2 separate regions of the Homo sapiens genome follow, and region 1 is linked to region 2. A link is a loop called in an ENCODE intact Hi-C map of the cell type or tissue named here. Cell type or tissue: chondrocyte. All regions are shown on one strand. Each heading gives the region's core, and the rest is flanking DNA. Links, peaks and the distances in the headings are about the cores only.

The links. A loop is a pair of places that touch in the nucleus more often than their neighbours do. Peaks named below come from ENCODE experiments on the same cell type or tissue, not always from the same donor. Only the 100,000 strongest peaks of a DNase experiment are listed, where the experiment ranks them.
Region 1: a loop joins it to region 2, with 7 times the contacts of the local background. A loop is called at or near these places in 11 of 110 quality-filtered maps.

The regions. Positions count from the first base shown.
Region 1 is chr7:44,959,623-44,971,814 of GRCh38, forward strand. MYO1G (myosin IG) reads right to left here. Exons shown (of 22, transcript NM_033054.3): 7 at 12,051-12,167; 8 at 11,213-11,437; 9 at 10,970-11,115; 10 at 10,418-10,532; 11 at 10,083-10,253; 12 at 9,791-9,861; 13 at 8,262-8,336; 14 at 7,983-8,115; 15 at 7,050-7,216; 16 at 6,451-6,658; 17 at 6,015-6,238; 18 at 5,323-5,467; 19 at 4,793-4,897; 20 at 4,427-4,540; 2 more. The coding sequence ends at 3,117. Among named protein-coding and RNA genes, the nearest start is that of MYO1G, 13 kb to the right of the region's middle. RefSeq lists enhancers at 2,568-3,068, 6,436-6,535. In chondrocyte, for the core only: CTCF peaks have their summits at 3,449 (motif pointing left), 5,061 (motif pointing left), 8,041 (motif pointing right) and 8,241; DNase peaks (open chromatin) are centred at 3,094, 3,507, 4,512, 5,439 and 3 weaker places.
Region 2 is chr7:44,850,836-44,866,142 of GRCh38, forward strand. No RefSeq gene overlaps it. Among named protein-coding and RNA genes, the nearest start is that of H2AZ2-DT, 10 kb to the left of the region's middle. In chondrocyte, for the core only: CTCF peaks have their summits at 6,286 (motif pointing right), 7,554 and 7,759; no DNase peak of the experiment used is centred there.

The DNA of each region.
Region 1 (12,192 bases), core at 668-8,667, 110 kb after region 2:
TGGAAAATGTGGATAGACTGGAACAAGTGGGTAGAAGCTGGACTCCTATATAGGCACTGTCCAACACAAGCCAATGATGCCATCCCAGTGCTCAGGCATCGCTCCTCATCTGCAAAGTGAGTGCACTGGTGTGACATGGAGGGCGTGTGCCTGCACGTGCGGCCACAAGTGCTGACATCATCCCCCTCAGTGCCTCAGGCACGTCATGGAACCTCTGTTTTCTCACCAGTAACTAGGCAATGATGGTAACTCTCACCTCAAAGGTATTGGGTGGGGGATATTTGCAAAGTGCTGGAACTATGGTGCTTCGTGAGTTTTTCTATTCACTATAGTGAATGCTATGTATGGGTTTGTCAAAGTGGTGTGTGATGCATATGAACCTTCTGTCACTTTCCCCTTCCTAGCATGTCGTCCCATCCCTTGGGCTGGATCTCAGGACCCCAGGAACCACCTGTCAATTATGACCTTTTCCCCTCGAGGCTGTGGGCATGAGCAGGGAGTGCCCACCAGCAAGCTGGACCCCAGATGTGTCTCCCACTCTGGACTTCCCTGAAGTTATCACTTGTCACTAAGGCCCTCCACTCAGCCTGACAGTGGGGCTTCCTAAAGATCTGGGGGAGCTTTGGGCTCTCCTCCCACTCCCAGTGCACTAGGGAGGAGAATGTAGACAGGAAATGGGCAGATGCTGCTGGGCTCTCTGATGAGGTCACCTGCAGAGGGCAGAGGACCCACCTAATGTCTAGGACTGTGTAGGATTGTGTGATTGAAAGGTACCCTTCATGTCTGATTGTCCTGTGAGGGAGGTGCCTGGCCCAGTCCTGAAGCCACCTAAGCCAAGGACAGACTCCGGAGCTGGCTGTGTGGAGGCTTCTGGGGGCTTTTGGGTTGGGCTAGGAGAGAGCTGCCCTCCCCAGGACAGGAGCAGCAAGACATTGACCTGCAGGCCGGAGGTGACCCTGAGCCCCTACACCTGCAGGTGCCTAGCCATTCAACAGGAGAGGCCCCAGAAAGTACAGAGACTGGACAGTCCCAAACTGTCATATGCCACCCAAAGGCCCTGGTGGAAGACGTGAACCTGCCCACACAACAAAGTGGCAAACCAAGCCAGGGTGCTCTCTGAATTTAGGTTGCCCCATAAGAAGGAGAGCACAGCTCTGGGGGCACAGAGAACACCAACTGATGGAAAAGAGGAAGGAGCTAAAGGGCTGAGGGCTGAGGGGATTGAGGGGTCTGAGGGGGCTGAGGGCTGAGGGGCTGAGGGCTAAGGGCTGAGGGGCTGATGGGGCTGAGGGCTGAGGGGCTGAGGGGCTGAGGGGGCAGAGGGGCTCAAGGGGCTGAGGGCTGAGGGGCTGGGGCTGAGGGGGCAGAGGGGCTCAAGGAGGCTGAGGGCTGAGGGGGTTGAGGGGGCTGAAGGGGCTGAGGGCTGAGGGGCTGAGGGGTTGAGGAGGCTGAGGGGCTGAAGGAGGCTGAGAGATGAGAGGCTGAGAGCTGAGGGGCTGAGGGGGCTGAGAGGGCTGAGGGGCTGAGGGGGCTGAGAGGGCTGAGAGGGCTGAGAGGGCTGAGGCGCTGAGGGGTTGAGGGGGCTGAGGGCTGGGGGGCTGAGGGCTGAGGGGGGTAAGGGCTGAGGGCTGAGGGAGCTGAGGGTTGAGGGGCTGAGGGGGCTGAGAGGGCTGAGGGGCTGAGTGGTTGAGGGGGTTGAGGGGGCTGGGGGCTGGGGGGCTGAGGGCTGAGGGGGGTAAGGGCTGAGGAGGGAGCTGAGGGGGCTGAGGGGATGAGGGGTTGAGGGGACTGAGGACTGAGGGGCTGAGGGTTTGAGGGGGCTGAGCACTGAGGGGGTTGAGGGGGCTGGGGGCTGAGGGCTGAGGGGGTTAAGGGCTGAGGGCTGAGGGGCTGAGGGGGCTGAGAGGGCTGAGGGGCTGAGTGGTTGAGGGGGTTGAGGGGGCTGGGGGTCGGGGGGCTGAGGGCTGAGGGGCTGAGGGGTTGAGGAGGCTGAGGGCTGAGGGGCTGAGGGCCTGAGGGACTGAGGGCTGAGGGCTGAGGGGCTGAGGAGGCTGAGGGGGCTGAGGGCTGAGGGGTTGAGGGAGCTGAGGGCTGAGGAGCTGAGGGGTTGAAGGCTGAGGGGCTGAGGGCTGAGGGGTTGAAGGGGCTGACGGGCTAAGGGGCTGAAGGGGCTGAGGGAGCTGAGGGCTGAGGAGCTGAGGGGTTGAAGGCTGAGGGGCTGAGGGCTGAGGGGTCTGAGGGCTGAGGGGTTGAAGGGGCTGAGGGGCTGAGAGGCTGAAGGGGCTGAGGGGCTGAAGGAGGCTGAGGGCTAAGGGGTGAGGGGGATTGAGGGTGCTGAGGGGCTGAGAGAGCTGAGGGCTGAGGGGGCTGAGGGAGGCAGAGGGGCTGAGGGAGGCAGAGGGCTGAGAGGCTGAGGGCCTGGTGCCATGAGGGCCCCTGAGGGGCTGGCGGAGCTGCTGGAGGCTGAGGCTGGGGTAGGCCTGGAGATGGGGTGGTCAGCCTGGGGGCTGCAGGGGTCTCCCAAGGCCTCCCTGTGGGTCTTTCGAGGGCACAGGCCCTGCTCCCGGAGGCTGGGAGTTCTGGCCGCAGGGCCTGTCCTTCAGTTACTAGGCTCCAGAGGTCGGTCCCAGCGCCTCAGACACCCACATCCAGCAGGGACAGGGACAGCTCGCGGCTGGGATAGCGTCAGCCCTGGGCCACGGCGGCTTGGCACCACATCCCGTGACAGCTCTGTCTCCAGGCGTGCTCCCCAGCCCTGCCTGAAGATGAACCCCAAGCCCTCGCCAGTGGCCAGGTAGGAACAAGGCCAGGAGCCCTGTGGAGAGGAGCAGGGGACCACTGCGTGGACGGGGCAGGCTGGGGCACAAAGGGCACTGCTTCCTCTGGATAGCGCTAACTCCGAGAGCTCGGGCTCCTATCCCTAGCCGGGGCGCCTGGCCTCCTGCAGTCGGGTCCCCAGCGGGTGAGCCGGGCGCAGGTGGACCTGACCGAGGAGGCGGCCGGAGCCCCTGCGGGTGAGGCGGGAGCGGCGAGCAGGAGGGCTGACTCAGAAGGTTTATTTGCAGCGCTGGCGGGGCGGACAATTGGCGGCCTCGGGGTGCGGCGGGTGCGGGCGCTCAGCGGCTGGGCCAGAGCAGGGTGAAGGAGCCGCGAGCGCAGCGGAAATCGGGCTCTGGCTGCTCCGGCCTGGGCTCCACGGAGATGAGGCGCCGGACCCCGCGATGGCTTAGTGGGATGCAGTCGGAGACGCGAACCTCCAGGGTGCGGCCCTCCCTGCGGCAGGAGGAGGGGTCAGGGCGGCCACGCGGCCGGGGCTTCGTGCCCGCTACCGCCCAGCCTGCACTCACCCCTGGCAGTGTGCGGCCAGCACGCCCACCAGCTCCCCAACGCGGTTGTCCAATGGCGGCCGGGAGCGGTGCAGGCACACCACGAGGTCGTCCTGGCCGCGGGCGTGCAGCACCACCAGCTGGTCTCCTCCGCTGGTCACGCTCAGCCCCGTCACCTGAGCGGAGCGCGGGGTCAGAGTGCAGCCGCCTCAACCCGCACCCCAGCCTAGCCGGACTCACCCCCTCCCCAGGAAGCCTCTGCCGAACCCCCAACCGCACCCGGGGAGCGCCGCCCTCGCCAGGGCCACCAGCCCCCCACCGCCCCCTCCTCCCTCTCGGGGCCCTGCTGACAGGGGGAAGCTTGGGCGGGACGCTGCACAATACGATTTTCTCCAGGACTGATGGTTCTAGATCCTTGCTGTCCAACAGGGCCGCCACTGCTCACCTGTGGATGCTAAGCCCTTGCATGTGCTACTGCCTGGAGGAGCCGTTTTTAGTTCTAGGTCACTTTCACTGCATTTAAACAACCACGCCGGCTTTGGGCTGTGGCATTACACAGCAAGGCACTCACCGCCCTTTCTATTGGGACAGTCATGGGACCCCTGAAACTGTGGGAGACCCAGAGGTAGCCTGGCCTTGATCCCTACCCCCGTCTTGTGGGAAAGAGAATTTATGGGAACAGCAGCTGCTAATGAAGGGAGCAAGTAGGCCACAGAGCTCGGCAGAAGGTTCCGGAGTGGCCGGGACGGTATCCCACAGGAGGCCCAGAACATTGTGGTGGGTACTCAGGTCCCAGAATGCCCAGGTGGGAGAACCCCAGTTGGGCACAAGTTGGAAGAGGGGACCATTTGGCTTGGCTAGAGTGTGAGAGTGGGGGTGGGGGGTGACTGGGCTGGTGGGGATCACAGGATGGGACCTTTCACTCTGTGGGCGTGGGAAGCCACTGCAGGATTTTCAGCACGGGTGCCACCATCGCTGAGTTTTAGGATGGTCTGGGCCATCTCAGGTAAACAGGGGAGAGAAGACTGAGGCAGGACTCTGAGCAGCCCAGCAGTGCCCCTCACAGATGCTGCACCCTACTCCCCACCCACATTGCTCACCGCCTCAAGGGGCACGGCCCGCATCACCCGGTACTGCCGGTCAGGGTCCAGCTTGTAGAGGTGCTGGTCTGTGAGCAGGAGGGCCCGGTTCCGGATCTTGTGGAAGCGGTTCACCTGTGGGAGAGGTGGCTGGACCCAGGCTGGTGCTGCCCTGTCACCCACCAGGGCCCCAGGCTTCGGCAGTCCCTACTGCCTCCCCTCCCCGCTGGCGACAGTTTTGGGAGTGTCAGGAGCAGCTGGGCCTGGGCTGGGGTTGCCTCCATTTTCTCCCAAGTGCCCCCCCAAAACTCTGCACCAGCTTCTAACCTTGCAGACGTGGCTAGAAAAAGAGCACAGCCCTGAAGCCATCCTTGTCCCTTGTCTAACCTTGCGGACATGGCTTGAAAAGAGCACAGCCCCGAAGCCATCTTTGTCCTGAAGTGTCTTTAGTCGCTGAGCAAACAGGCTTGATGCTGTGGGATTGTCAGTGGCCTGAGGACAGATGGAGGGGAGGGGGCGCTGCTTGGGATTGAGTCATGGGACCAGACTCAATTGATAGCAGCTGTCTGTGAATCAGCATAGCTATCCTTCATCTCGGGAAACTGAGTCACACAGACTTGTGCGTGAGCTGAGCAGCCCTGGATTTCCTGAGGGCACAGAGCCCTCTTGTGTTGACTTCTAGGCTGCATCTGAGCCTGGCCCTCCTGTCATCCACACCCACCCCCGAAGGCCACTGCTCCTGAAGCCCAGGATGAGACCTTGCAGAGCTCTGGTGGGGGCTGAGGTACAGGGCCACCAGGACAGACAACCCCAGGCCTGGGAGAGGACATCTGAGGGGACCTGGTCACAGCATTAGCCGAGAGCCCTCTTTGGCAGCCCACTTCCCCCTGGCAGCCCTGGACTCGCCTGGCACTTACAGAGGACAGGTAGTCTCGGGCCCAGGCCCGTCGGCAGCCCCAGTCCTGACGAAGCCCTTGCAGGGCCCCCATGGCGGCCACCTTGGCCTTGATCTGGGGCATGTCTGAAGGGGGGATGTTCTTCACCAGCTGCCGGGCCCGCCACCTGGGAGAGGGCATGTAGTCAGACAGATGCTGGCCATGTGTTCATGTGCTCCCTGAGCCCCCTCTCCACAGAGGAAGCTGAGCCCTCAGCCTGGTGCTGCCTGCCTTTCATGTCCCAACCTCTGCCGGCCTCTCTGGCCTTGGCCCCTTGTGCCTAACGCTTGTTCCTGGAAGGTGACCCAGGGACCAGCAGTCGCCCAGTGTCCTCCTGTTCTGAGCATGCTCTGTGCCCCTCCTTCTGGAGAACTCCTACTCAGCCCTCAAGACCCCGCTCAGATGCAGAATCCCCTTACTTCCCAGCCCTAATGGGCCTCCCCCTGCAGGCTGCAGCCCTGGACCTTGAATGCCCACCACAGTACCCAAGATGGTCAGGGCTCTGCACCAACTGTGGGACATGAGCAGTCAGCTAATGTGGCATAGCATCCACCTTCCCACCTATCAAGGGGGCTGGTGTATCTCCCATCCAGGCACTGCAGGCCCGGGATGATGGGTTAAGGTATTCAGTGGATGCCAGCTGAATGGAATGTGTGGTGGGCTGAGAGTAGTACCTGCAGAAGAGTGCGTGGCAGGTGTCCTGGAAGGGCTGCAGCACAGCAGGGGGCAGCGGCCACACAAGGTCACGCCCGTAGAGTGGCGGCTGCCTTGCAGCCTGGAATCGCCGCTGCAGCTCAGCCAGGTGAGCCCGCACCTTGTGTCTCCGGAACCAGCGCATGATGGTGTAGATAGCCCTCAGCCTCCGGCAGCGCCACCTCGCCAAGGTGCCCCGCCATGCCTGGGTGGGCCAGGTGGGATGGGATACGCAGTCAAATTCAATCAGGCCCTAACCCTTAGACCCAAACCTGGCCCTGAGCATTTATTGAGCACTCCCTGGCCTGTCTCCATCAAGCAGAGACTCCTGTGAAACTTACAAGTGTGTTTGTGGCCCCTGGGACACAAGCTTTCCCCACCTCCATAGTGGATGTCTTCCTGCCCCGCCCACCTCACCTTCTGCAATAGCAGCACAATGATGGGGATGAGGCGGGCTCGGCTCTGCTCCAGTGTGACCAGTGTCCGGGGTGAGCGGATGAACAGCTTGCTGTGGCCAAAGGCCACGTCCCCCTGCAGCCCGTGCTGCTCCAGGAGAGCGCTCACGGCTGCCTTGTCGGAGCCCAGCAGGTGGTTGGGCCATGTGTATTCACAGGTCATCTTGTACCTGTCACCACAGGACAGGGCAGTGTGGCCCAGGCCTGGGGGAGAGATGATGGAGCCCACCCTGCCCACCCCACACCTGGGGAGATGGCAGGGATACAGAGTGTGTTCCTGGAGCACTTATGACACCTGTGCACATATGTCTTCCCATACACATGTCCTCACATACATGTCCTCACACAGCCCTCATACCCATGTTCCCACCTGTATGTCCCCACATGCATGTGCTCACACACATGTCTTCCCAGATATTTTGGTGTCTTGAGGCCAGCAGCGTGCTGGTTCCTGCTTGTATCGATGTTTGCGACGTGCTGTTTGGGGACCCTCTGCTCCTACCCCTTGGACTCCACACAGGGACTATGGCCCATGGAGTGATGGGTGTCAGGTGCCAGTACCTGAGCAGGAATCGAGAGTAGGGCTGGCGGGAAGCGAAGCCAGCCCTGCGGACCCTCACATTCTCCAGCAGCCCCAGGTATGCGACCTGGTGGCGACAGTGGTTCTCATCCAGCTTCCCAGCTACCTTGTCCTCATTGGGCTTGATGCAGCGGACGTAGAAGGGCTCCTGCAGGGACAGAGGGGACTTGGAGAGGGTCTGCGCCAGCAGCACTGTGCACCCTGCCCCACACCAGGGGCTTCCTAACCCCTCAAGGTCCCAGGCCAGGAGAAGAGTTGGGAACAAAGAAGGGAAATCAGCAGAACAAGGGCCCTGGAAGCCCTAAGTGCTGGGCAGAGGCCAGCAAGGCCAGGTTCAGAGCCAGGTTCCAGCCCCTGGTCGGGGGGTGGGGAGGTGGGCGTGGCAGGGGCAGGAGCAGGCCTCGCCCCATCTGCCTTCCTTCTCTCCTTCCAAAAGGGGCTGACATCTCTGGATGTTCTGTAGTTAAGCTCACCCTAACATGTCCTCTCCCTGACCCTTCACCTGTTCCTCTTCTGACTTTTGACCCAAAGCTCCCCAAGAAAGCTTGTGCCAGTTTCCTGTCTCTCTGGCCCCACCTGCCAGAAGAATCCTGGGTTTTTGCCAAGAGCTGGGCTGGGCCAAGCCAGCCTCTCAGCAGGGTCTCCCCAAACCCCTCCCTGTTCAAGAGACAATGGGGCGAGGAGAAGCCTGGGTTCCCCATGATTGATCAAGCCTCAGCCCAGCCCCTGAGGCCCCACATCTCACCTGTGCAGTGGGTGGGGTCCACTGCTGGAGCAGATGTGGCTCATACAGACAGGACAAGAACCCTCTCCCCACCACTATGATGTACAGAGGTGGTTGGGACCCTACTTGGCACCGAGGGCACAGAGAGAAGGATCCGGAACAGCCAGAGTGGGAGAGGGGTGGAACATACCTTGGAGGCAAGGTTCTCCACCAGGGCCACCATGGAGTTCTTGAAGAGTGTGCCAGCCGTCAGGGGGCGCTTGGTCACCTCTGTGATGTCCTGCTGCCCGTCCGGCCACATGGCCCGTAGAGTGGGGTCCGTGCTGCAGACACAGGCCGAATTCCCAGCCATCCTCTGGGAGAGCAGCCCCACCCACCCACGTCCTGACGCTAGTCAATGCCTGACCCCAGAGTCTCTGGGGCCCCAGGGCCCTGGCCCTCCCTATGGTGCCCAGCAAGCCGTGCTCACCTGTTGTACAGCAGCCGCTTGAAGTCCTGGAAGAGGAAATCTCTGTTCTTGTCGATGAAGCCTTCCACGGAGTACCTACCAGAAGCCAGGGCTGGTGAGGGAGCAGGGGCGGGGGCTGCCAGGCCAGAGTGCTAATGACCCCAGCAGCCCCCACTCTCTTCCCATCTGCCTCTGTTCCCATAGGTCAGTCTCTCTTCCTCCCTCTGCCTTGGCTCCTCTCCTCCTTCCCCCTCACACCTGCTTTCTCTTTCGTCATGTAAGACTCCCTCCCTCAGGAGACATTTCTCTCCTGGAAGATGAATCGAGTGGTTAAGCCCCCAGCTCTGAAGCCAAATGTCCTAGCACCGAGTCCTGCTTCTACCACATGCATGCTGTGTGACTTTGCCTAAGCCACTCAACCTCTCTGTGCTTCAGTGTACATCAGTTGCTCAGAACAGTGCCTACTGAATTTTGATAAACATCAGCGACTACAACTATGACTAGGAACTCCTGAGTCCTGGGCCTATTTTGATCTGTGGGCACTGAGAGCCTCAGAATCACTGTCTAGTTCTTGGACTGCTAGAAAGGTCAGTGCCAAATCTTGGCTCCAACTGCAGCACCTATGAAGGCTCAGGGAATGGATTTTTTTTTTTTTTTTTTGAGAAATAGTCTCACTCTCTTGCCCAGGCTGGAGTGCAGTGGTGCGATCTCAGTTCGCCACAACCTCTACCTCCCAGGTTCAAGCAGTTCTTGTGCCTCAGCCTCCCGAGCAACTGGCATTACAGGCACGCGTCATCGTGCCCGGATAATTTTTATATTTTTAGTACAGATGAGGTTTTGCCATGTTGGCCAGGCTGGTCTCGAACTCTTGGCCTCAGGTGATCCACCCACTTTGGCCTCCCAAAGTGCTGGGGTTACAGGCATGAGCGACCTCATGGGTGTAGATTTTGCGAACAGATAAAGGTAGATGATATTGGGCTGCTTTGTTGTCATCATCTATTCTATTCCCTCTCCTTGAGAAGTTCTCATGAAACACTTATACCTTGATGTGAGTCACCTTAAATCGTTTTGGGATGCGGCAAGCAACACATAAGTTAATAGCCATCATGACAACCCCTGAAGACACCTGGGCTTTGGCACTGGGAGCGTGGTCCAAGTATGGTAGCGAGGCCTCACCTGGGAGCTTGTTAGAAATGCAGAATCTTGGCCCCCCTGCACCTTCCACTCCCTCCCCACCCCCACATCACCAGCCTGAAGCCCCCCACCCCACAGATGCTGGTATAGGGTTGGGCCCAGACATGAGACGTGGGTATTTTTTAAAGGCTCCCAGAAGAATGCAGCCATGGTTAACCACTATCCTCAAACCCTGTTTCCTGCTCTTCACTTGTGAATCTGCTGTCCGGCATGTTTCAGTGTCTTAAAGGGGTGGGGGTGGCAGAAGTGGCCATAACACCTGTCTCCGAGCCACTCCCCTGAAGCGCTCCTGCCCCATGACACATGCCATGGTGCCTGTGGGAAAGCCAGGGATGTGGGTGGGAGGGGGCCCTTACGTGACGTCCCCTGCATAGTGCTTGATCCGGAAGTCTCGGCCAAACTCCATGGTCTTGTCTGTGGGGCAGAGCTATGGGGACAGGCTGAGGTCAAGGCACAAAAGGTATGTGGAGGGTCTGTATGAAGGGATAGCCCTGCCTCCCCACCTCCAGGGCAGAGAAGGTTGCCACAGTGACGACAATGGCACCAAAGCTGGGTCCCCAACCAGGCCCCACGAGGCATGGGCAGCATGGTGCCTGTGGGGCAGGTCCCACCAGCCCACTGTGGTGGCACTGGGACAGCCGGGGGCACCTGGCGGCTGGTGTAGTGTAGGTGATGGCGGTGGTGCATGTCCAGGGTCTGCAGGAAGATTCGGTCAGTGATGGTGCCAGCAGAGCTGCAGGCCTCGTCCAGCACGGCCAGGATGCCACGGTGGGGCCGCTCCACCAGATCCACAATGGTGGCGTTGTTGAAATACTCAACCTGGGGCAAAGGCAGCCAGCAAGGAAGCTCCCAAGGTCTTTCAGGCCACCTCCCCTCCTCCGCCCCACACTCAGCCACCTGTCAGGCCAGCCCGGGCCCCTCCCCATGGGCTGAGGCCCCTCCACACCCCACTGCCTGGCCTCCCTCCAGGCCACAGTGCTCACGCTCTGCCAGGTGATGCCCTCGCGCTCGTACTCTTCCTGTTCCTGCTTCAGGATGAGCTGGATGAATAGCTGCTGCAGCTTCTCGTTGCAGTAGTTGATGCAGAACTGCTCGAAACTGGGGGTGGGGTGGGCCTTTCAGAGGGGAGGTCGCTGCTTGTGGAGTGCATGGTAATGGGTGGCTGCTCCCCTGAACATCTCTGCTAATGTTCATTGAGGGTTCTGGTGCCAGCACCCTGTGTGGCTTCCCTGTGGCTTATGCATCCCTGCCCTGGACTCCTTTACCCCACCCACACCTCCTGCATGCACGTTCTGGAGTGGACTTGGGAGTCACAACCAGGAATTACTCATGCCCCGTAATTCTGCCTTCCATCAGGACATCAATGGTCAGAGGGTGCAGGTGAGGCAGGTTTGGGAGGCATGAGCCTTGGGCCCAGGGACCAGCCGGGAGAAACCCCAACATTCCTGCTGCCCAGCCCCAGCCGAGCTTTCCAGAACTAAGTGGGCAAAGCTGCTGGGTGTCAGAGGTGGAGATGTGGCTGGCCAGCCACCCACCTGTTGACGGGAAACACCTCGAAGCCATAGATGTCCAGCACGCCAATGACTGTGTCCTTGCCATCACGCCGAGGATCCCGGCCCCGGGGTTCCATGACACTGTTGATCCTGTTCACCACCCACTCAAACAGCCGCTGGTACACTGCCTGGGGGATAGGAACACCCTGCTTCCTGCTGCCTCTGGCCTGGCCTCCCCCATGAAGGCCTCCTGGGCTTCCCTCCCTGTGCCTGCCCCCAAAGTACCTTGGCACAGGCATCCCGGGCATAGCTGGCCTCAGCTGCAGTGTGGCCCTTCTCTATGAGTTCCCTGCCTCCCGAGGCAACTGTGCGAGCCAGCAGGGAGCGGAGCACGAGGTCCCGGGGTGTGGCCGTCAGCTCAGCCACATGGTCCACCAGTGCCTCCTCGGCCACTGCCAGGCCCTCCTTCTGCAGCCCACCCTCCTCCGTCTCCACAAACTCGATGTTTCCCTGGTGATGGGAAAACCATGAACAGTCCGGGCTCCATGTCTCAAAAGAGCCTGGACAACTTTGGACAAGAAGGAGGAAGGAAAGCAGGGGACATGGATGCGGTAGAGTACAGCTCCTTCTCAGACCAGCATGGTCAGCTGCTCACCATGGGCACAGACACAGCCAGAGACTGGGGGAAGGGGGCATGGGCACACCAGAGTCTCTGCCAAGGCCTCGAGGCCTCGAGTCCAAATGACATGTGAATGACCCCATCGCATCCTCCCACAGCCAGCGGAGCCCTGCACTACTTACTCCTCATGCCGCTTAGAGAGAACTGAGGCCAAGAGGCACTGAGTAAATGCAACCAAAGCCACACAGCTCATGACTGCACTAAGAGGCAGTCTGCATGATGCTCAGCTTTTACTGCGCCTGGCTGACCTGGCCCTAAGAATGGGGTCTGGACCATGTATCAACTGAGCTCATCACTCGAGCAGCTCAGCTTCTGCAGGAGAGGCAGTCAGCCTAGCACATTGCTGGGGCATCTCCAGCCAGTCTCCTCCTCATCCCTGGGTGCTTCCCAGCCAGGAAACCCTTGTGGGGAAGTAGCCCTCCCAGGCTTCTGAGCCAGGCTCACCAGGTGCAATATGGCAGCCAGGATGCGATGCACAGACTCCACCTCTTCAGGACTGAAGCCGATGACCCTCATGGCCTCGGTCACTGCCTGGTGGCTCTGCTCATCACTGTCCAAGGCCTAGGGTAGAAGGGATTCATCACTC
Region 2 (15,307 bases), core at 3,203-11,202:
AGCTGGTGTGGGTGGTCCACAAAGAGCATGCAGGCTGGGCGTGGTGGCTCACTCCTGTAATCCCAGCAATTTGGGAGGCCAAGGTGGGTGGATCATCTGAGGTCAGGAGTTCGAGACCAGCCTGGCCAACATGGCAAAACCCTGTCTCTACTAAAAATGCAAAAATTAGCCAGGCGTGGTGGCGCATGCCTGTTATTCCCAGCTACTCAGGAGGCTGACGCAGGAAAATCACCTGGGCCCAGGAGAGCCTGGGAAGCGGAGGCTGCAGTGAGCTAAGATTGCGCCACTGCACTTCAGCCTGGGCGACAGAGCAAGACTCCACTCCATCTCAAAAAAAAAAAAAAAAAGAAGAGTTGCCCTTGTGAAGGGGGGCTGAAAGAAGTGTCCAATAATGTATGAGAAAGCACCTAGCACTGTACCTAGCACATAATATCCAATAAATGTTAACTTCCTTCCTTAACAGGAAAATCATTTTCTCACCACTCTCTACCCCTCAGCCTTCATGTCATTGATTCAGATTTTGATGAAAGTGGAGTTAGGTTGAAAAAGACTGGTTCTCATTGTAGATAATAGTAATCCTTTCACTGATTTATATATCATCACTAAATTATATCATCACTGTAAACACAGATGCCAGAAAAAAGTCTGCCTACTAACAGTTTTATAAACCAAGTGTGTTAGTAAAATTTAGTTTCTAGTGAACTAGGGTAACAAAAAAGGCAAAGATGAGCTCATGAAGAACACCAGTCTAACCAGAAAATGTTATGTATTAGCATCTATAAATGATAAACTACAAACATTGACAAATTATTCAACTTTGGGCTGGGGATGGTAGCTCATGCCTGTAATCCTAAAGCTTTGGGAGGCCAAGGCATGAGTCACCAGGGCAGGAGTTTGAGACCAGCCTGGGCAACATGGCAAGACTCCACTTCTACAAAAATTAAAAGAAAAAAATTAGCTGAGTGTGTGGCACATGCCTGTGATCCCAGCTAGTTGAGAGGCTGAGGTGGGTAGAGAACTTGAGCCCACGAGTTCAAGGCTGCAGTGAGCTATGTATGATTGTGTCACTGCTCACCAGACAGGCAACAGAACCAGACTGTATCTCTAAAAAAAAAATTATTCAATGTTGCTGGATTTAACCCAGTAATATATAGTATAATTGTTCTCAAAGTGTGATCCTTAGACCACCAGCATCAGCATCACTTGGAACTTGTTAGAAATGTATTCTCACCACCACCCCAGACCTGCTGAATCTGACACTGAGGGTGGGACCTACAAGCGCTCCAGGGGATTCTGGTGCATACTGAAATTTAAGAACCACTGGTATAGTATATGCTGCAGTGCACAGTCCAGAGCCCACGTATTCCTTATAAAACTGGAGCACTTGGCCAGGTGTGGTAGCTCATCCCTGTAATCTCAGAACTTTGGGAGGCTGAGGTGGGCAGATCACCTGAGGTCAGGAGTTCCAGACCAGCTTGGCCAACATGGTGAAACCCCATCTCTACTAAAACAAAAATTAGCTGGGTGTAGTGGCATGCGCTTGTAGTCCCAGCTACTCTGGGAGGCTGAGGCAGGAGAATCACTTGAACCCAGGAGGTGGAAGTTGCAATGAGCCGAGATGACGCCACTGCACTCCAGCCTGGGCAACAGAGCAAGACTCTGTCTCAAAAAAACAAAAACAAAAAAACTGGAGCACTTATTTAGCTCCTGGAAGTGTTGACTGATCATTACTCAGGGATCTCTACCCAGGAATTGGACTTGGCCAAAGGAAGCTGTATCGCCCAAGTTTACACTCCTTTTTAGGGGGCCTACCTCCAGTGACTGGTGGATGTAGGATATAGTGCCTAGCTCTTTTGCCTTAATTTGAGACAATTCTGAAGGGCCATTCCAGCTCCAGAGTTTCTTGTGTGATTAGTTTTGACTTGATCTAACTGCATTGAAGTTCAACTTCTGCGTAATCCTACTTCCTCTATTTTCTCCTAGTAATGTCCCCAAGAGCATTCCATACTATTACCTCTTGAAAGCAAATCCCATTTGTTTCCTGGGAAACCTGAACTAAGACAATGACTTTTCTCTGCAAAAATGTAGTCAATTTTTGAGTAGGCAAGATATTCACACGTACAAAATTTCAAAATGTACAAAGGGTATACAGTGAAAAGACTCCCCTGGTGCAGTGGCTCATGCCTGTAATCTCAGCACTTTAGAGGTTAAGGCAGGAGGATCGCTTGAGCCCAGGAGTTCGAGACCAGTGTGGGTGACATAGTGAGACCCACATCTCTGTGAAAAATAAAAAAAATAAGCCGGGCGCGGTGGCTCACGCCTGTAATCCCAGCACTTTGGGAGGCCGAAGCAGGCAGATCACGAGGTCAGGAGATCGAGACCATCCTGGCTAACGCGGTGAAACCCCGTCTCTACTAAAAATACAAAATATTAGCCGGGCGTAGTGGCGGGCGCCTGTAGTCCCAGCTACTCGGGAGGCTGAGGCAGGAGAATGGCATGAACCCGGGAGGCGGAGCCTGCAGTGAGCCGAGATTGCGCCACTGCACTCCAGCCTGGGCGACACAGCAAGACTCCGTCTCAAAAAATAAAAAAATTAAGAAAATAAGCCAGGCATGGTGGCGTGCACATGTAGTCCCAGCTACTCAGGAGGCTGAGGGAGAAGGATCACTTGAGCCCAGGAATTTAAGGATGCAATGAGCTGTGATTGTGCCACTGCCTTCCAGCCTGAGTGAGAGCAAGACTCATACACACAGACACACAAACTCCTCCCATCCTTGCCCTTAGTCATCAGTTTCACCTCTGCAGAGGTGTTGCTGATACAGTGAAGTGTGTTAGCATTTAGAGACTTCAGACTTAAAGATTACTATACATAGATTGCAGGAGCTTTTTATCCCTGTGTTCACTTTTAAATTCCATTTTAATGCTGCAGTGCTCTTCAAAATATCACAAAGACTGTAAGAGACAGAAATTTTCTTTTGGCTATTCCTTTTTTTTTTTTTTTGAGACGGAGTCTCGCTCTGTCGCCCAGGCTGGAGTGCAGTGGCGCGATCTCGGCTCACTGCAAGCTCCGCCTCCGAGGTTCACGCCATTCTCCTGCCTCAGCCTCCCGAGTAGCTGGGACTACAGGCCCCCGCTACCACGCCCAGCTAATTTTTTTTTGTATTTTTAGTAGAGACGGGGTTTCACCGTGTTAGCCAGGATGGTCTCGATATCCTGACCTCGTGATCCACCCGCCTTGGCCTCCCAAAGTGCTGGGATTACAGGCGTGAGCCACCGCGCCCGGCCTCTTTTGGCTACTTTTGTAAAGGATAGCCAAATTCTCCTTTTTAAAGTACAGTCATGCATTGCTTACTGATGGGGATACCTTCTGAGAAATGTGTCATTAGGAAATTTCATCATCATGCTCACATTATAGAGTGTACTTACACAAACCTAGATGGTATATATAGCCTACTAGACACCTAGCTATATGGCATAGCCTGTTGTTCCTAGGCTACAAATCTGTACAGCATGTTACTAGTGCTGAATACTACTGTAACATAATGGTAAGTATTTGTATACCTAAACATAGAAAAGGAACAGTAAAAATACAGTATAAAAGATACAAGGCTGGGCTGGGGTGGCTCATGCCTATAATCCCAACACTTTGGGAAGCTGAGGTGGGCAGATCACCTGAGGTCAGTAGTTCGTGATTAGCCTGGCCAACATGGTGAAACCCCATCTTTACTAAAAATACAAAAATTAGCTGGGTGTGGTGGCACATGCCTGTAATCCCAGCTACTGGGGAGGCTGAGGCAGGAGAATCGCTTGAACCTGGGAGGCAGAGGTCGCAGTGAGCCGAGATCGTGCCATTGCACTCCAGCCTGAGCAACAAGAGCGAAACTCTGTCTCAAAAAACAAACCAACAAACAAAAACCCCAAAAAAGATACAAAATAGTACACTTGTATAGGGCACTTACCATAAATGGAGCTTGCAGGACTGGAAGTTGCTTTGAATGATTCAGTGAGTGGGTGGTGAATGAATGTGAAGGCCTAGGACTTTATACTGTATAGTACTGGAGACTATGAACAGTGTGCATAGGCTCCTCTAAATTTATAAAAATATTTTTCTTCAATAATAAGTTAACCTTAGCTTACCATAACTTTTTAACTTTATAAACCTTTACATTAAAAAATTTTTTTGAGTTTTTGTAAAACACTTAGCTTAAAACACAAATACCTTGTATGACTGCACAAAATGTTTTATTTCTTCATATCCATATTCTGTAAGCTTTTTGCTTTTTATTGAGAAGGGATTTTACTCTGCCACCCAGGCTGCAGTGCAATGGCGCAATCTCAGCTCACTGCAATCTTCGCTTCCTGGGCTCAAGTGATTCTCTCACCTCAGGCTCCTGAGTAGCTGGGACTATGGGCACAGATCACCAGGCCCGGCAAATTTTTGTATTTTTTGTAGAGACGGGGTTTCACCATGTTGCCCAGGCTGGTCTCCAACTCCTGGACTTAAGTGATCCTTCCCCTCTTGGCCACCCAGAGTGCTGGGATTACAGACCCGTGAGCCATGGCACCTGGTCTATTTTTAATTAAAAAAAATTGTTTTTTCACTTTTAAAAACTTGTATGTTAAAAATGAAGAAACAAACACACATATTAGCCTTGGTCTATACAGGGTGAGGATCATCAATATCACTGTCTTCCAGCTCCACATCTTGTCACACTGGAATGTCTTCAAGGGCATTAACACATATGGAGCTGTCATGTCCTGTGATAACAATGCCTTCTTGTGGATCCCTCCTGAAGGACCTGCCTGAGACTGTTTTACAGTTCTTTTTTTATGAGTAGAAGGAGTACACTCTAAAATAATGATAAAGGGCCAGGCGTGGTGGCTCACGCCTGTAATCCCAGCACTTTGGGATGCCGAGGTGGGCGGATCACTTGGGGTCAGGAGCTTGAGACCAGCTTGGCCAACATAGTGAAACCCCGTCTCTACTAAAAATACAAAAATTAGCCGGGCGTGGTGGCAGATACCTGTAGTCCCAACTACTCGGGGGAGCTGAGACAGGAGAATCGCTTGAACCTGGGGCGGAGGTTGCAGTGAGCTGAGATCGAGCCACTGCACTCCAGCCTGGGCGACAGAGCGAGACTCTGTCTCAAAAAATAAAAAATAAAAATAAATAAAATATTGATAAAAAGTACCAGTAACTACTGGGCGCGGTGGCTTATGCCTGCAATCCCAGCACTTTGGGAGGCCGAGGCTGGCAGACACCTGAGGCCAGGAGTTCGAGACCAGCTGCCCAACATGGTGAAACACTGTCTCTCTAAAAATACAAAAATTAGCTGGCATGGTGGCACACGTCTATAATTCCAGCTACTCAAGAGGCTGAGGCAGGAGAATCGCTTGGACCTGGGAGGTGGAGGTTGCAGTGAGCCGAGATAACACTACTGCACTCTATCCTGGGCCACAGAGCAAGATTCTGTCTCAAAAAAAAAAAAAAGTATCAGTAACATAGTTTTTTATTATCATTAGCAATTATATATTGTACATAATTGCAAGTGCTATACTTTTATACAACTGGCAGCCAGTAGGTTTGTTTACACAAGCATCACCAGAAACGTGGGTAATGCCTGGCACTAAGAGGTTATAATGGCTAAGATGGTTATGATGTCACTAGGCAATAGGAATTTTTCAATTTCATTGTAATCCTATGGGGCCACAAATAAATGCCCTATGTGGCACATGACTGTATTATTATTATTACTATTATTTTGTAAAAATTCCTGGAAAGGTTTAGGGCAGATTGCAGTGGCAAGGCAGCTACTCACATGAGCCAGAACCTGCCCAATTTTTCTTTCTTTTTTTTTTTTTTTTGAGACGGAGTCTCGTTCTGTCACCCAGGCGGGAGTGCAGTGGCGCCATCTCGGTTCACTGCAAGCTCCGCCTTCCGGGTTCACGCCATTCTCCTGCCTCAGCCTCCGGAGTAGCTGGGACTACAGGTGCCCGCCACCACACCCGGCGACTTTTTTTTTTTGTATTTTTAGTAGAGACAGGGTTTCACCGTGTTAGCCAGGATGGTCTCGATCTCCTGACCTTGTGATCCGCCCGCCTCAGCCTACCAAAGTGCTGGGATTACAAGCGTGAGCCAGTGAGCCTGGCCCAAGCCTGGCCAGTTCTAAATGAGGTCAATCAGGATGCACCCACCCTTCTATACTCAGCTGTGATGCCTGGGACTCTGCAAAACACACTTCTGCTTTGCCTTTGCTTCCCTGCTAGGCTTTGCCAATAGGGGGAACTAGAGGGAAATGGAAAGACTGAAGGCGCCCTCCAGTCCGCTTTCTGTTTCTCTGAGTGTCACTTATTCAGGACTTCACTCTGGCTGGAGCAGTTCGTTAGGTAGCAGCAGCTGACTCAGTTTTTCCAACTCTTGAAAAGCCAGCCTAATTGTCTCTAACCCCCTCACCAGCACCAGCCGGCTCCTTCCTCAGAGGTTTGAGTTGCAGCTCTAGAGGTCCCTTTCTCTAGGTTTCTAAGATTTTCCCTTTGATTTTTTCAAGGTAGCTGCTAGTTGCTACCTCCATGACACCTTAGAGTTCTCTTTTTACCCTTTAGTAGTTAACTATAGATATATGATCATATATGTAGTTATATATAGTATATATAGTTATATATATATATATATATATATATATATATATTTTTTTTTTTTTTTTTTTTTTTTTTTGAGACAGAGTCTCACCCTGTCACCAAGGCTGGAGTGTAATGGCGAGATCTCGGCTGACTGCAACCTCTGCTTCCTGGGTTCAAATGATTCTTCTGCCTCAGCCTCCCCAGTGGCTGGGATTACAGGCGCCCACCACCACGCCCAGCTAATTTTTGTATTTGTGGTAGAGACGGGGTTTCACCATGTTGGCCAGGCTGGTCTCGAACTGCTGACCTCATGATCCACCCGCCTTGGCTTCCCAAAGTGCTGGGATTACAGGTGTGAGCCACCGCGCCTGGCCCTAGTAGTTAACAATATTATACCCAGTTAATGATATCTTATATTGTCTCTGTTCAGATAAGTGATGGGCTGGGCACAGTGGCTCATGTGTGTAATTCCAGCACTTAGGGAGGCGGAGTTGGTGGTAGGAGGATCCCTTGAGCCCAGGAGTTTGAGACCAGCCTGAGCGACAGAGTGAGACCCTGTATCAAAACAAAAAAACATTGTATTTTCTGGAACCTGAATGAATGTTGACTGATACAGCATATGATTTTGTTTTGTTTTGTTTTTAAACTTTCTCTTATCAAAAACTTTAAGCTCATATGAAAGTAAAACAAATAGTGCAGTGAACCTGGCATCACTCAGCTACAATAATATCTCATGGCCTCTTTTACTTTATTTTATATTCTCATTTATTTTGCCCCATTTTCAACTGGGTATGTTGAAGTAAATTTAAAGTAAATTGGCAACAAATGTTTTTACAAGAAAATTGTTTCTTTAAAAAAAACTTGGGTCACTAGAATTTGTACAATGTGCATGCATTACCTATTTTATCCACTAGCAATGCACAAATGGAAAATGAAACTTTTTTTTTCTCTTGCAGAAATGTAACTTGTATATATTTTTTTCCTTTTTTTTTTTGAGCCAGAGTCTCACTGTGTCGCCCAGGCTGGAGTACAGTGGCAGGATCTTAGTTCACTGCAACCCCTGCCTCCCATGTTCAAGCGATTCTCCTGCCTCAGCCTCCTGAGTAACTGGAACTACAGGTACCCGCCACCATGCCTAGCTAATTTTTTTGTATTTTTAGTAGAGACGGGGTTTTGCCATGTTGGCCAGGCTGGTCTCAAACTCCTGACCTCAAGTGATCCGCCCGCCTTGGCCTCCCAAAGTGCTGGGATTACAGGCGTGAGCCACCCCACCCAGCCTGTTTCATCAAATTTATATGCTACAAAATAGTAAGCCCTCTCAATTTCACTCCATTCCAGTACAGAATATAATGGGTTTTTTTTGTTTTGTTTTTTGTTTTTTTTTGAGACAGAGTCTTACTCTGTCACCCAGGCTGTAGTGCAGTGGCTGCCATTTCAGCTCATTGCAACCTCTGCCTCTCAGGGTCAAGTGATTCTCCTCCCTCAGCCTCCAGAGTAGCTGGGATTACAGGCATGCGCCACCACACCCAGATAATTTTTGTACTTTTAGGAGAGACGAGGTTTCGCCATGTTAGCCAGGCTGTCTCAAATTCCTGACCTCACGTGATCTGCCAGCCTCAGCCTCCCAAAGTGCGGGGATTACAGGCATGAACCACCACGCCTGGCCAGAATATACATTTATCCAATTAAAAATGGAAGTTCATTGCTTCGAGAGGCTGAGGTGGGAGGATTGCTTGAACCCAGGAGTTCAAGACCAGCCTGGGCAACATAGCGAAACCCCATCTCTACAATAAATACAAAAAGTTAGCTGGGTGTGGTGGTGGTCCCTGCCTATAGTCCCAGCTACCCTGGAGGCTGAGGTGGGAAAATCACCTGAGCCTAGGAGGTTGAGGCTGCAGTGAGCCAAGATCGTGCCACTGCACCCCTGCCTGGTGACAGAGTAAGACCTGTCTCAAAAAAAAAAAAAAAAAAAAGTTGCATTACAAGATTTTTTCCATAAGCCAAGGTATTTCAGAGTGATTTATCATTATTTTTTCAAGCTTTCCCTGCTAGGGATCAAGTCTAATGTCTTCCTGTTTGCAAGTATTGCTCTCAACACTTTGCAACTTAGTAAGGGCTCATAAACCGAAGTTTCTTTCTTTCCTTTTTTTTTTTTCTTTTAGATGGAGTCTCACTCTGTCACCCAGGCTGAAGTGCAGTGGCATGGTATCAGCTCACGGCAACCTCCACCTCCCAGGTTGAAGCAATTCTCCTGCCTCAGCCTCCTGAGTAGCTGGAATTACAGGTGCCTGCCACTGTGCCTGGCTAATTTTTGTATTTTTAAGAAAGACTGGGTTTCACTATGTTGGCCAGGCTGGTCTTGAACTCCTGACCTCAAGTAATCTGCCTGCCTTGGCCTCCTGAAGTGCTGGGATTACAAGCCTGAGCCACTGCTCCCGGCCTGAAGTTTCTTTCTTTTTTTTTTTTTCAGAGTCGGAGTCTCACTCTGTCACCCAGGCTGGAGTGCAATGTTTCAATCTCAGCTCACTCCAACCTCCACCTCCTGGGTTCAAGCAATTCTCCTGCCTCAGCCTCCCAAGTAGCTGGGATTACAGACACCCACCACCATGCCCAGCTAATTTTTGTATTTTTAGTAGAGGCAAGGTTTCACCATATTGGCCAGGCTGGTCTCTTGACCAGGCTGGTCTCGAACTCCTGACCTCGTGATCCACCTGCCGTGGCCTCTCAAAGTGCTTGGGATCACAGGCATGAGCCACCGTGCCTGGCCGAAGTTTCTTATCATTCTATTCATTCAATGCTCAGATGAAAGGTTCCCAATTGATTTTAAATAAAATACTATCAGCTGGGCGCAAGTGGCTCATCTGAGGTCAGGAGTTGGAGACCAGCCTGGCCAACATGGTGAAACCTCATCTCTACTAAAAATACAAAAAATTAGCTGGGCGTTGTGGTGGACGTCTCCAATCCCAGCTACTCAGGAGGCTGAGGCAGGAGAATCGCTTGAACCCGGGAGGCGGAGGTTGCAGTGAGCTGAGATCACACCCTTGGACTCCAGCCTGGGCAACAAGAGTGAAACTCCTTAATCAATCAATCAATCAATCAATAAAATACTACCAAAATTTAGAGGCTTCATTTATCAAAAATTTCAGTATAGGATAGGTTGATTTTCAAAGGCTTAAACATTTCTAAAAAGGATGATGGGCAAAACCTGCCATGCTGAAGTGCTTTTTAAAAATTTATTTATTTTTATTATTATTTTTTTTTGAGACAGGGTCTCTCTCTGTTGCCCAGGCTGGAGTGCAGTGGTGCAATCATAGCTCTCTGCTGCCTTGAAGTCCTGGGCTCACATGATTCTCCTGCCTAAGCCTCCCAATTAGCTAGGACTACAGATGCCTGCCACAATGCTAGCTAATTACAAAAAAATTTCTTTTATATAGATGAAGTCTTGCTATGTTGCCCAGGCAGGCTGGCCTCAAGCGTTCCTCCCAGTTAAGCCTCCCAAAGTGCTGAGATTGCAGGTGTGAGCCGAAGTGCTTTTTAGATTCAACATCTACTTTATCACAGCAATTTTGTAGGTTAGTTACTCAAAACTTGTTAAAATTTGGCTACTACATCTTCTATTTTAGTTGGTAAAATAAAACAGCTTGCTTGGACATTATTATGAATTATATGTACACTACATCCAATTCCAAGTACATTTATCCTCCATTGATTTCCTAATTCATTAAATACATTTTTGTATTACCATGATCTGCTCCACCCAACTTTGTATTATCACAAATACAATTTTAATTGTTGAACTTAAAAAAAATTTTTTTTAAGTTCCTGGGTACATGTGCAGAATGTGCAGGTTTGTTGCATAGATAAACATGTGCCATGATGGTTTGCTGCACAAATCAACCCATAGCCTAGGTATTAAGGCCAGCATGCATTAGATCTTTTTCCTAATGCTTTCCGTCCCTGCAATGCTTCCCCGACACGTTCCAGAATTGTTGGACTTTTAAACTAATTTCATAGTAACATTAAAATATCAGATTGTTTTACTTCAACACTGATTAAAAGAATTGAGTGAAAAATTTGAAACTTACCAGAATTAATGAAGTCAATTTTTCTATTTGAACCTGAATATGTTACTGATAAAACTGGCATCACATAACTGGAAGTTCTATGTAGTAACATATATCTAGTCTAGTCTGCATATTAAGAGCCGTGGCTTCACTTTTTGTATGGGCATAAGAAAACTCTGAATTGAAGATGAGAAGATGAGTGAAATTAATTAAAAACAGTCAATTTATTTAAGTAAAAAGTCTTGCTTCACAGAGTGATTTGTAAGTGTACCTTCTGTATTAATTGTATTAATTAAATCATTGTCTCTGGGTAATTTTTTTTTTTTTGAGACAGAGTTTTGCTCTGTCACCCAGGCTGGAGTGCAGTGGCACAATCTCAGCTCACTCAATGTCTGCCTCCTGGGTTCAAGTGGTTCTCCCGCCTCAGCCTCCCAAATAGCTGGGATTACAGGCACCCGCCACTATGCCCAGGTAATTTTTGTATTTTTAGTAGAGATGGGATTTCACCATGTTGGCCAGGCTAGTCTTGAACTCCTGACCTCAAGTGATCCACCCGCCTCAGCCTCCCAAAGTGCTGGGATTACAGACATGAGTCACTGTGCCTGGCCTCTGGGTAATGTTTATTTAAGATAATTGCTAAATTTTGAAGTAGATGCAGAAACTTCTACAGAAAATTTATGTCTACTGGATTTCCTGTGGTTATTGATCTTTTTATTTTTTGAGACAGAATCTCGCCCTGTCACCCAAGCTGGATTGCAGTGGCGTGATCTTGGCTTACTGCAACCTCTGCCTCCTGGGCTCAAGTGATTCTCCTGCCTCAGCCTCCTGAGCAGCTGGGATTACAGGCGCCTGCCACCACACCTAGCTAATTTTTGTATTTTTAGTATAGATGGGTTTTCACCATGTTGGCCAGGCTGGTCTTGAATTCCTGACCTCAAGTGATCCACCAGCCTTGGCTTCCCAAAGTGCTGGGATTACAGGTGTAAGCCACCACGCCCAGCCTGGTTATTGATCTTGATATGGCATTGATAGTAAATGTCAACAAAAAATTTGTGCAGGTTATACACAGAAATGGAAATTCAGTATTCACTTAGGTATTTTTTTAGACACCTTTTAAGCTCATTATTGAAGAAAGGGCTTATTGCAAAATAAAAAAATTATCAAATAACAAATATAGATTTCTACCATACAATAAGTGGTAAAATAGTTGTAGCAAGAACGTTTAGAATTCTCTCTGTACATGGTTCATACATCACTAGCCTATCATTTATTACTGATCCCAGATAGCAGCCTGAAAAACTTCTCCAACCACCACAACTACAGAAGGAATGAGCTCTTCCCAGCCACTCCAAGTGCACTGTTTTGTCAGCAAGTGCTGTCCATGCTGACTTGAGAGGAAAATGTTATATTGAGTTTGGGAGGGTCAAGCACAGGGACGTCATTGCTGGTCTTTTTTCAAATTTAACCAGGTGTTCAAGCGAGAACTCTGTTCATTGAGCACAATACTAGACCATGACAAGCTAGGAATACAAAGTAGAGGTCTAGTAAGCTAATCCCTGCTTATTCTAGTAAAAGTAAAAATCATATTACCTTGTAAAGACTGAAAAATCTGGGACAAATGCTAAACTGATGGCATACTGAGACAACAGACAAAATGGGACTGTCCAAGGCAAATGCTACTCATGGTAACGAAGAGGATGGATAGAGACAGAGTTAGGATCAAGATTTCTCAATCTCCATTTTATGTTATTTCAATTATTATTTATTATTTTATTTTATATTTTATTTATTATTTTTTTGGAGACAGAGTCCCACTCTGTTGCCCAGGGTGGAGTGCAGTGGTACGATCTCTGCTCACTGCAACCTCTGCCTCCTGGGTTCCAGCAATTCTCCCACCTCAGCCTCCTGAATAGCTGGGATTATAGGCACCTGCCACCATGCCCAGCTACTTTTAAAAAAATTTTTAGTAGAGATGGGTTTTGCCATGTTGGCCATGCTGGTCTTGAACTCCTGACCTCAAGTGATCCACCTGCCTCAGCCTCCCAAAGTGTTTGGATTGCAGGTGTGAGCCATCGTGCCTGACCTGTTATTTCAATTTTGAACCATGCAAATGTATTATCTATTTTAAAGTTAGACTAAAAAAAGAAAAAAAGACATAGAATAGTGTATAGAATGCCAACATCTGTGGGCATCTGTTTATATAAAAAAAAAGACCTACTTATTTATAATTTACTTTATTTATTTATTTTTTTGAGATGGAGTCTTACTCTGTCACCCAGTCTGGAGTGCAGTGGCGCAATCTCAGCTCACTGCAACCTCTAGTCTCCTGGGTTCAAGTGATCGCCCTGCTTCAGGCTCCCAAGTAGCTAGGACTACAGGCATGTGCCACCATGCCTGGCTAATTTTTTTTTTTTTTCGTAGAGATAGGGTTTTACCATATTAGCCTGGTCTTCAACTCCTGAGCTCAGGTAATCCACCTGCCTCAGCCTCCCAAATTGCTGGGATTACAGGTATAATTTACTCTTTTTAAACTAGCAGTCTCCAATGTTTTTGGCACCAGGGACCGATTTCATGGAAGACAAATTTTCCATGTCCTAGGCGGGGGGATGGTTTGGGGATGATTCAAACGCATTACATTTATTGTGCAATTTATTATTATTACATTGTGATATATAATGAAATAATTGTACAATTCATCATAATGTAGAGTCAGTGGGAGCCCTGAGCTTGTTTTCCTGCAATTAGACAGTCCCATCTCAGGGAGGATGGAAGACAGTGACAGATCATCAGGCATTAGATTCTCATACAGAGCACACAACCTAGATCCATTGAATGCAAAGTTCACAATAGGGTTTGTGCTCCTATGAGAATCTAATGCCACTGTTGATCTGACAGGAGGTGGAACCAGTGGGAACTCAGGCAGTAATGTTCACTCGTTGGCTGCTTACTTTCTGTTATAGGCCAAGGACCCAGTACTGGTCTGTGGCCCAGGAATTGGGGAACCCTGTTTTTAGTTTTGTTTTGTTTTTTGAGACGGAGGCTTGCTGTGTCACGCTGGAATGCAGTGGTGCGATGTCAACTCACTGCAACTTCTGCCTCCTGGGTTCAAGCGATTCTCCTGCCTCAGCCTCCTGAGTAGCTGGGACTACAGGCACACACCACCATGCCCAGCTAATTTTCGTATTTTTAGTAGAGACAGAGTTTCACCATGTTGGCCAGGATGGTCTCAATCTTGTGACCTTGTGATCTGCCCTCCTCGGCCTCCCAAAGTGCTGGGATTACAGGCATGAGCCACTGTGCCCAGCCGGGAACACTGTTTTAAACAATATTCTGAGGCTCTTCATATTTTACTTGTAGTCAGTGAAGAGAAGATCTAAAAATAAGGAAATGCCTTTGTCATTCCAAGTACAAAATTTCTTAGCTTGCCATAAATGAAGAGGGTTAGAATATAAGTCCTCACTTAATGTCATTGATAGGTTCTTGGAAATGGAACTTTAAGTTAAATTGGTTTTTAACAAAACCAATTTTATCATAGGCTTGTGAAAGTTAGAGATACCAGGAAGAAATCACTTTTCTCAGACCCAGGCAAAGTAGGACCAGGAAGGTCTGAAGGAGAGGAGGCTCATGCTTGCATATCTGAAATAAGAACTGTTTCCAAGGACTTTCTAAAAATCCTTTCATATCCTTCACAAATCTCCTGCTTTGATAAGGTTTATCACTAGACATTCTTTAGGATTTCAGTAATTCGGTTAAGATGTTCTTGAAAGAACACTTGCATCTCCACCAAGGAACTGACAACTCTGGCTTTGAACCTCTGGAAGTGATGAACTCTGTTTCCAAGCAGCTTATGTAATCTCTTTTTGCTAATAAAAGCTCCCCTCACCCTTCCCTCACTAAATGCACTTGTAGCTTGCCATTTCATGCACTCTAGATTTCTTTCTTTTCTTTTTTTTTTTTTTTTTTGAGACAGAGTCTCACTCTGTCGCCCAGGCTGGACTGCAGTGGCGCGATCTTGGCTGACTGCAATCTCTGCCTCCCAGATTCAAGCGATTCTCCTACCTCAGCCTCCCAAGTAGCTGGGATTACAGGCGCATGCCACCATGCCTGGCTAATTTTTTTTTGTATTTTTAGTAGAGACGGGGTTTCGCTATGTTGGCCAGGCTGATCTCGAACTCCTGACCTCAGGTGATCTGCCCACCTCAGCCTTTCAAAGTGGTGGGATTACAGATGTGAGCCACTGCGCCCAGCTGCACTCTAGATTATAATCCTTATTTCTATTCCAGAGTAAACCCAACACCCAACATATTTAGAGTTAATTTTTTTCTAGTGTCTTTTTTTTTCAGGTTGACAGGGTAATTGATATAAACAAGAGTTAAGTTCCTACAGCATATTTCTGGTCACAAAAACATTACCAAACTTCTAAATAAAGACCCAAAAAGCTTCTAATATTAAACATTGAAATAAATTTGAGCTATACATACATTTAAGAAAGATTAATAAAAACAGGCTGGACACGGTGGCTCACGCCTGTAATCCTAGCACTTTGGGAGGCCAAGGTGGGCAGATCACCTGAGGTCAGGAGTTCAAAACCAGCCTGACCAACATGGTGAAACCCAGTCTGT